Linked DNA regions of Homo sapiens: regions 1 and 3 are each linked to region 2. A link is a loop called in an ENCODE intact Hi-C map of the cell type or tissue named here. Cell type or tissue: OCI-LY7. All regions are shown on one strand.

Region 1 (2,500 bases), 520 kb before region 2:
ACAGTGGCCTAGACTGACTTTTTGAGCTGCTGGAAATGATGGCTGGTTATACCTGAGGATCCAGAGGGAGTACAAGTGCATCCTGTGCTCTGGCCTTAGAGACTTCTGTTCACAGTTGCGCAAACTAAGGAGTGAGATTATGGGGATAACTGAAAAGCGAGACCTGATATCTCTGACACTCATTTTCTATGCGACCTTGAGCAAGTCATGTCTCTGAATTAGTAAGACAAAGGGTTTGGACTTCCTAAAGTGACGCTCAAGGATCACGCACTCACTGGGTCAGGTAAAGTGGGGAGAGCTTTTGCAGGTTCTTTCTCATGTAAGACTCACATCAACTCTACAGATCAAGAACCACTCTTAGTCCTCTTTAGTAGAAGAAGACATCCATCATCTGAAAGGTTTAGCCATTGCTTAAGGTTATACAATGCGCGAACAGAGTAGCTGAGATTCAAACCCAGGTGTATTTCCTCTGAATTCTTGCAGGTAACCAACTCACTACAATGCCTAGTTGGTCAGCCTCTGGGCTTCTTTCTAGTTCTAACAGTAAACGATTCTGTGACTGCAGAGGACTCAACACATGTATTTCACATGGTGGCAGAAACATCCTGTGCTCACCAATATCCATATTTTGCTCTCTTCCTGGGCACAGAGCTAGGCTGTATCTCCAGCCTCCTTGCAGTTAAGAATAACTCTGTGATACAGCTCTGGCCACTGGAGTCTGGAAAGGCTCTGGCTAGTACAGGCACCACTCTGAAGCCTTGCTCAGGAACAAATTTTATTCGCCTTCTTTTCTTGGCTGACAGCCAGAGCAAGAGAATCCTGTAGAGCAGGCTGGGGTTCTGTGGAGGGCAGAGCCACAAGACAAAAGGAGCCTGGGTCCTTCAACCTGCAGAAAAACTACCTGCCAATCATGAACACCCATGTGGACTTTCTGCAAGGTTCCAGCAGGTTGAGCCACATTACAGCTGCTTGTGCTACCTTGACTAACAGGCACATTTGAATGCTTGTAGCCTGTAAGTGATGGAGACATAGTACGATGGACCAATTAAGGAGTCTGGGAGGCCCCGTTTCTTCCTTCCTGTGACACCCCTCCTTCTGATGTCTTGGGGCAATGGGTGAAATCACTGATGGGGAAATTACCACTCAAGCATGTTGCTTTGCACTTTCAACTTGCTTTCACTTTTTGGTGGCTTCGTATCCACTATTTCATTTTTACTCCTCCCCAGCGCTTGCATGAGACAGGCAAGGCTGCCCTTAGGGCCCTCAGTTGACAGATGAGGGCCCAAGGTGCTCAGAGAAGCTGGGGCTCCAACTCTGGTCTCCTGAAACCTAACCCAGAGCTTGTCCCTGTGGTTTCCACAAAGCAGTTACATCTTATTAAGCCACACAGACAGGCAGAAAAAGCTCACGACCTTCCTCGTTGCCTGCTGTGTGTATTAATCAACAAGTTCCAGGAACCCAAAGCATTTTTTTACTAAGGAAACCAAACTATGAGTCCATTTTCATTCTTTTGCAGGGAGGTAGGGGGCTGCATTCAGGACTGTTGAGTGAAGGTTCAGAGAGGGTCTGCCCAGCCCTGACCTCGACTTGGAGGAGATAAGAAAAAGGCTTGGTCTCCTCCCTCCCAGTTATCAGTATTAATTCACGCATCACATACAATTCATAGGCTCTTATTTTATGCCAAGTCTTGTGCTAGGAATGGGGAATGAGCTCCTGCTTCTGCACTTGTATTATTCCTATGGTCTAGGAGGAGAGGCAATGAAGCCAGTCACTAATTACAAACACAGTGCAATCACAACACAAACCTTAATTCTGGGGGGCCTTTGCCATCTGCCACATTGTTCTAAGCTCCTGGCCCTGTCTTACTTTATTGATTCCTCTTAAGTCTATCAGATAGGAATAACTAATTTCCATCGTACAGATGAGAAAACTGAGGTGCAGGGAGTTTAAGCAGATCACCAGGAATCCCACAGCTGGCAGTCCAGCTGGGATTTCACATGAGGCAGCCTCATTCCAGAGCTGCCTTCTTATCTACTGCACAAGTAAGAGATGCCACTTGAGAAAGGGAGATATGGTGGAAAGGAGAGGAAGGGAGGGAGCTGCTTTATAGACAAGGGAGGGCCGAACACCTGGCAAGTGCAGAGAGATGACAACCAGTGCCTAGAGGGGTCAAACAGGGCTCTGTGTAAGTTGCAGCTGAACAGGATCAAAGCAGCCAGGCCACAAGGGGAAACCGTGGCCCAGACTTGTATCCACTGAGTCTCTTGATCCCACAGCTCCTCTTCCCTTCACCCCCTCTCTCTGGAGCTTAACACATTCCTGGAGGGTCCTTTGGAGACTGGCCTTGAGCAGCCTAGCCTGTCTTAGGGTTTTGGGTCTGTCCATCCTGGGCTCTGCTGCCTGCTGCGTGACTGAAGAGTTGGCGACATGCGGCTCGCACGTGAGAGCAGGAATGCATTCTGGGCTTTCTCCGGGATTCTTCTGAGATACAGCTGTTTCC
Region 2 (2,500 bases):
TACCCTGTGGCAAGGTTTGATCTGGGTCCAGGAGATGGCCTGGTCCCTCTCCACCTCAGCTCTGCTCTCATCCACACGGACTTCATACTCAGATGCCATGCAGTAGCAAGACAGCTACTAGGTTGGATGTAGCTACAATATCCGCAGCTCCAACCTCTGAGTTCAAGGCCAGTGGGAAAGAACACACATACCTCTCAACAGCCCCAACAAAAGCCTCATCACATCTTGTGGGCTCCAACTAGGTCATGAAACCACCTCTAAGCCAATTACTATAAGCCAGTATTAGGAATAATCTGAGTCCTATGTCTCCCCCTGAAGCCCTGCACAATATCATCTCCACCAAAGTCCATGGGCTAAAGGGTGGGTGTGAGTGTGGGTCTCCCTGGGAAAACTAAGCAGGGTGAATAAATACAAAGTCAGAAAGCCAAGAGATCCTCAGCACAGGCTATGTGACTTGCCCTGAGTCACACTGCTACTAAGAGACAAAATCAGGACTCATGCACAAATCTCCTGGGACCGAGTACTCCAAAAATAGTGGCAAATTATTTTAAAGCACACGGGTGAATCACAAAAAGTCCTCCAAACTGAACCTCTTGGTCACAAATAACAGTCTAAAATATTTAACAAACTGCCAACAGGACTTCAAAGAAAGCCACTTACAAAATAGAAAGTTTGTAACATTAAACACAGTTACTGTTATCGAAATCGAAATCCCTTTATAGTTCTAAATGGTTCCTTACCATCTAGAAAGTCAGAACACTGTACTCAAAAGTAAAATCGAAAAGCTTTTTGATCTATTTTTGTCTCTACACGGACGTAAAGCACCGAATCCTATTTATTAAGTGCCTTCGACGCACGCTGTTGCTCTGGCGATTCGCAACTCGAAAATGACACTTACTATTCAGCTAGAGATTAGAATCTCAAGCAGTAGGGCATTTTTTAATAAAAAATTAAATTAAAAATAGATTTGCCATTGTCTGCTTAATAAAACTAGTAGCTCTGCTGGCTTAGAGGGGAAATAACATATTTCTTCGGATTTTTATATATTCATCTGAGCAGTGCTAAAAAATAAAACAAAGTTACTAATATTCATATCTTGAGCAATTGTACATTGCTTCTAACTATACATTCAATCTCTCTGGCACATCCACTGTGGCCCTGAGCAGCCAGTACAGGCTCTTCTACCAAAACGAAGCAAGCCACTCCAAAACCTGACGCGTGCAGGTGTCACGAAACACCAGGTGCAGCTTGACAGATGTGAGCCAAATAAGGAAACATTCAGCCCAGCACTGCCCAACAGTCATGATGTATATTTTCTACATCTGTGCTCTAAAATATGGTGGCCACTAGCTGCAGGTGGCTATTGAGACTAAGGAACTGTATTTTTAATTTTATTTCATTTCAACTCATTTAAAGTAGCCACATGCCGCTAATGGCTACTGATCTAGAGGGCAGCTGGGATGTTACTCTTGAGAATGTCTCCAGCATTTTACCTGTTGCTCTCTCTCACTCACATTTCCCATTCTAGCACAAACAAAACAAAACAAAACAAAACAAAACAAAACAAAACAAAACAAAAAAACCACAACACCTACAGTTCTCCAAACAGGGCATCTGTTTTGTTCCTCTGGGGGGGTCCTGTCTATGTTGTTCACGTGGCCCTGGATTTCCATACTCCTAGCCTTCCTGGAAGACATCCTTTTCATCCTCACAACCCAACCCAGGCTTTATCTCTTCTGTGAAGCTGTCCTTGATTTTCCGTTCTATCTTCCCTGCTTGTGAATGGGTCAGCTCTCCTTCCCCACCGCCCTGTGCGTGTGAACATCTTTGTTCAGTATACTGCAGTGGGTCGGGAGTATGTCCCTTCCAGACTGGAAGGCAGAGAGGGTGGCTGTAAGGATTGGCACTTTGGGCCAGGCACAGTGGCTCATGCCTGTAATCCCAGCACTTTGGGAGGCTGAGGCAGGAGAATCGCCCGACCCCAGGAGACAGAGTTTGCAGTGAGACGAGATTGCACCACTGCACTCTAGCCTGAGGGATAGAGCAAGACTCCCTCTCAAAAAAATAAATAAATAAATAAATAAATAAATAAAAATAAAAAATTAAAGAGGTCTCAACAGAGGTAGACAGGGAAAGAGTAGCGGATGCAGGAAGATCCAAAATGCATATGGGGGTTTATTCAAACCGCACTCAAACCCTCTAGCAGTCCCACCACCATCCTCTCCAGAGGTCCCACCCCTGCCCCAAGCCCTCCCTGTACCCACAACCTGGCCAAACCTCTACTCAAATGTTACTGATGAAAACAAGTCTTATCCTGCAGGTTTGAGTGCAGTAAAAGAAGTTTAAAGGCCACTGGTCCAAAATGGCCGTAAGAGAATATATGTGCAACTCTGTTCCCACAGTCTGTTCCCGGCACCCTTCCTCCCACTTCTAGTTTACTCATCTCCTTTCTTTCCTAAGAGGCCAAGGCGGGCGGATCACCTGAAGTCAGCAGTTCGAG
Region 3 (2,500 bases), 86 kb before region 2:
CTCTGAAGACATTTGCTTTTAAATAACACCCACATTGTCCCGGACTGCCTCCCTGACAATGGGAAACCTTTGCACCGAGCTGGTTATGAATTATCAGAGGGCAGCATGTGTGAAGAGTTTTCTGAACGGCTGAAAAGCACCCTTTTTCCACATGCTGATAAGTCTCTAATAGCCGAACACATCTCCTTGATGGACAGAAAAGAAGAACCACATCCCACAATAAAACCCACTGGGCTCTGAGAAAAGGTGATTCTGATAGAAAATAACAGGTATGCTCTAAATTCAAATGGGGCTATAGTTGAGCAGATTCACTCCAGTCCCGGAATTAACATCACGACCAAATGAAAGGAGCCACGTCCTCAGGTCTCAAAAATCACAGATGCTCACAGCACCAAGAGCCCTTCCCTACCAGCGGTTCCTGTGTCCCTCAATACCACAGTCCTACCCAGGGAACATTCACTAAGGACACATTAGGAGCGAGTGCTCAGTTAGACACTGGGAGTGTAACGACGAATAAAACACTTCCTTCTCTCAAGAAACTCATAGGTAAGTGGTTAGAAAGACATCAAACAAGCAAAATATCTCTTGATGACTGCTGGTCATAGATGTTTCCACATGGGATCTGGCATTAGGGGAAAATGACATTGAATATGGGCATTGAAGGTGTTGGCTGGGAGGGAGGGTTACAGAAAAAAGAACTGAATAGTGGGCAGTAAGACCGCAAGAGTGAAAATTAAGAATCAGAGAAATAGTTTCCTCAGGTAGTTCAACAGGGTATTATACCCTGAAGACAGACAGTATAGGTTGGGGAAAAAACAATTGTGGAAGACCCCAGAGTCATGGTAAGGAGTCCACAGTGGATCCAGGAGGCAATGATGAGACCTGTCAGTACTCAAAGTCGGAGGAGGGCACATGTGTTCGTTCACTCATTCATTGAACAAACATTTGGGGACCAAATCTTCTCCCGGCACTACAGTAGGTGCTAGAGGTGGAAGGGCGAGCTAAAGAGACCCGCTTTCTCCATTCCCAAAGCTTGTAAATCTGCTGTGAAAACAAAAGATTATAAAAACAAGAAAAATAAAGAGCCCTGAGTATTAAGGGTACATACAAGGAGTTAGGTAAATAGGGAGCCAAGGAAGCCTGCTAGTTAAGGGTCAGGAGCAATTAATTGTGTTTCAGCTGAGACCCAAGGATCTAGGCAGCCAGACAAAGAAGAGGAAGGAAGTAAGAGCAATAGAGGGTGTCAGGGAGAAGAAAGAACAGGTGGGAAGAGCAGAGCCCACAGAGGGCGATGTACACCAGGACTTAAAAGAATCTGGCGTGGCTGGGTAGAGGATGCCAGATAATGCGAGGCAGTATGGTGGGGATTAGGGGATGGGCCAGAGGGGCTGACAAGGAGCAGAGCGGTGCTCTGATTCAGCCCTGAGGAGTCTGAAGAACGAAGCAGACCTGCAAGAAAGTGGGCTGTTGTGCTTAGTCCTGATCACAAAGGAGGAGTGGCAGAGCCAGGGCGACAGCAGTGGTGAAAGATGGGAAACAACTGACGCAGCTACAAGGCCGAGCTTAGACTCAACAGGAGGTGGCAACCGAGACACGGAGTGAATGAAGGGAGACAAGGATTACTCCCAAGTTTAGGGCCTGAACGGCGTAGAGCTGGGAATGCTGACTGAGATGTTAGAGAAAGAAAGGTGGACTGGGAAAGAAATAAAGCAAGGAGTTGGGTTTAAGAACTAAGGGGTTAACGCACTAACAAAAACACCACCTGATGAGCGTCCTTCACCAGAGGTCACTGGGCCTTCAAAAGGTGTCTCAAGGAATGGGAATCTCATCTCTTTCCCAGATGGTGAACTCCATGCCTGACAACTGAGTCGCTGAAACAGGTGTTCTTTCTTACAGGGAGACAATGCCTGCCTCCCCATAACATTTATGCATTGATCCTGCTTCCATGCTCAGGAGCAAATCACAGTAAGCCTAAGCCGACTCCCTCTTAGTGTCATAATTCCCCTTAATCGGGGAAGATTCTGGTCATTTTCAGTTCACTTACATCAGACGTTAGAATCAGAAGCTTGTAGGTAGAATGTCGGCACCCTGCTAAGTGCACTCGACAACTTCATTTCACGTCGGAAGAAACGAAGGCCTACCATGAAGAGCAAGTGTGCCCCAGATCATCCAGCTCCTCTGGCTGAGGTGATTTGAGATCCTGAGACAGCTGACCCCCTCCAGGGCTCTCTCAATATATCATGCTGCGGCGTGTAATCCAACTCCAAAACCCTATGCTGAGAGCAGCCACATCTCAGAGGGAGTTCTTGGCTCTGCTCTCAGGAGGTCCATTGATATTAAACAGAGTCAAAAAATAAATAAACCCACATAAAGTATGAATAGTATTTCCATGAATACAGGCAGCAACTCTGCCCCTTATTTATGGCTTCACCTGCCACGAAACCAAAAACTCAAGGGTGTCAATAAATGGATTGTAACGTTGTTGTGATGTTTAATTACA

The links. Peaks named below come from ENCODE experiments on the same cell type or tissue, not always from the same donor. Only the 100,000 strongest peaks of a DNase experiment are listed, where the experiment ranks them.
Region 1: it touches region 2 in a loop (4-fold over the local background); 1 of 110 quality-filtered maps calls a loop at or near these places.
Region 3: a loop joins it to region 2, with 2.7 times the contacts of the local background. A loop is called at or near these places in 1 of 110 quality-filtered maps.

The regions. Positions count from the first base shown.
Region 1 is chr22:33,324,630-33,327,129 of GRCh38, forward strand. All of the region lies in intron 10 of LARGE1 (LARGE xylosyl- and glucuronyltransferase 1), which reads right to left. Among named protein-coding and RNA genes, the nearest start is that of MIR4764, 110 kb to the right of the region's middle. RefSeq lists an enhancer at 837-886. In OCI-LY7, no CTCF peak of the experiment used is centred here; DNase peaks (open chromatin) are centred at 1,082 and 2,162; H3K4me3 peaks cover 1,027 bases; H3K27ac peaks cover 2,403 bases.
Region 2 is chr22:33,841,379-33,843,878 of GRCh38, forward strand. All of the region lies in intron 1 of LARGE1 (LARGE xylosyl- and glucuronyltransferase 1), which reads right to left. Among named protein-coding and RNA genes, the nearest start is that of LARGE1, 78 kb to the right of the region's middle. RefSeq lists an enhancer at 523-582. In OCI-LY7, no CTCF peak of the experiment used is centred here; DNase peaks (open chromatin) are centred at 513, 813, 1,233 and 1,683; H3K4me3 peaks cover 2,023 bases; H3K27ac peaks cover 2,500 bases.
Region 3 is chr22:33,755,318-33,757,817 of GRCh38, forward strand. All of the region lies in intron 2 of LARGE1 (LARGE xylosyl- and glucuronyltransferase 1), which reads right to left. Among named protein-coding and RNA genes, the nearest start is that of LARGE-AS1, 32 kb to the left of the region's middle. In OCI-LY7, CTCF peaks have their summits at 1,241 and 1,442; a DNase peak (open chromatin) is centred at 1,294.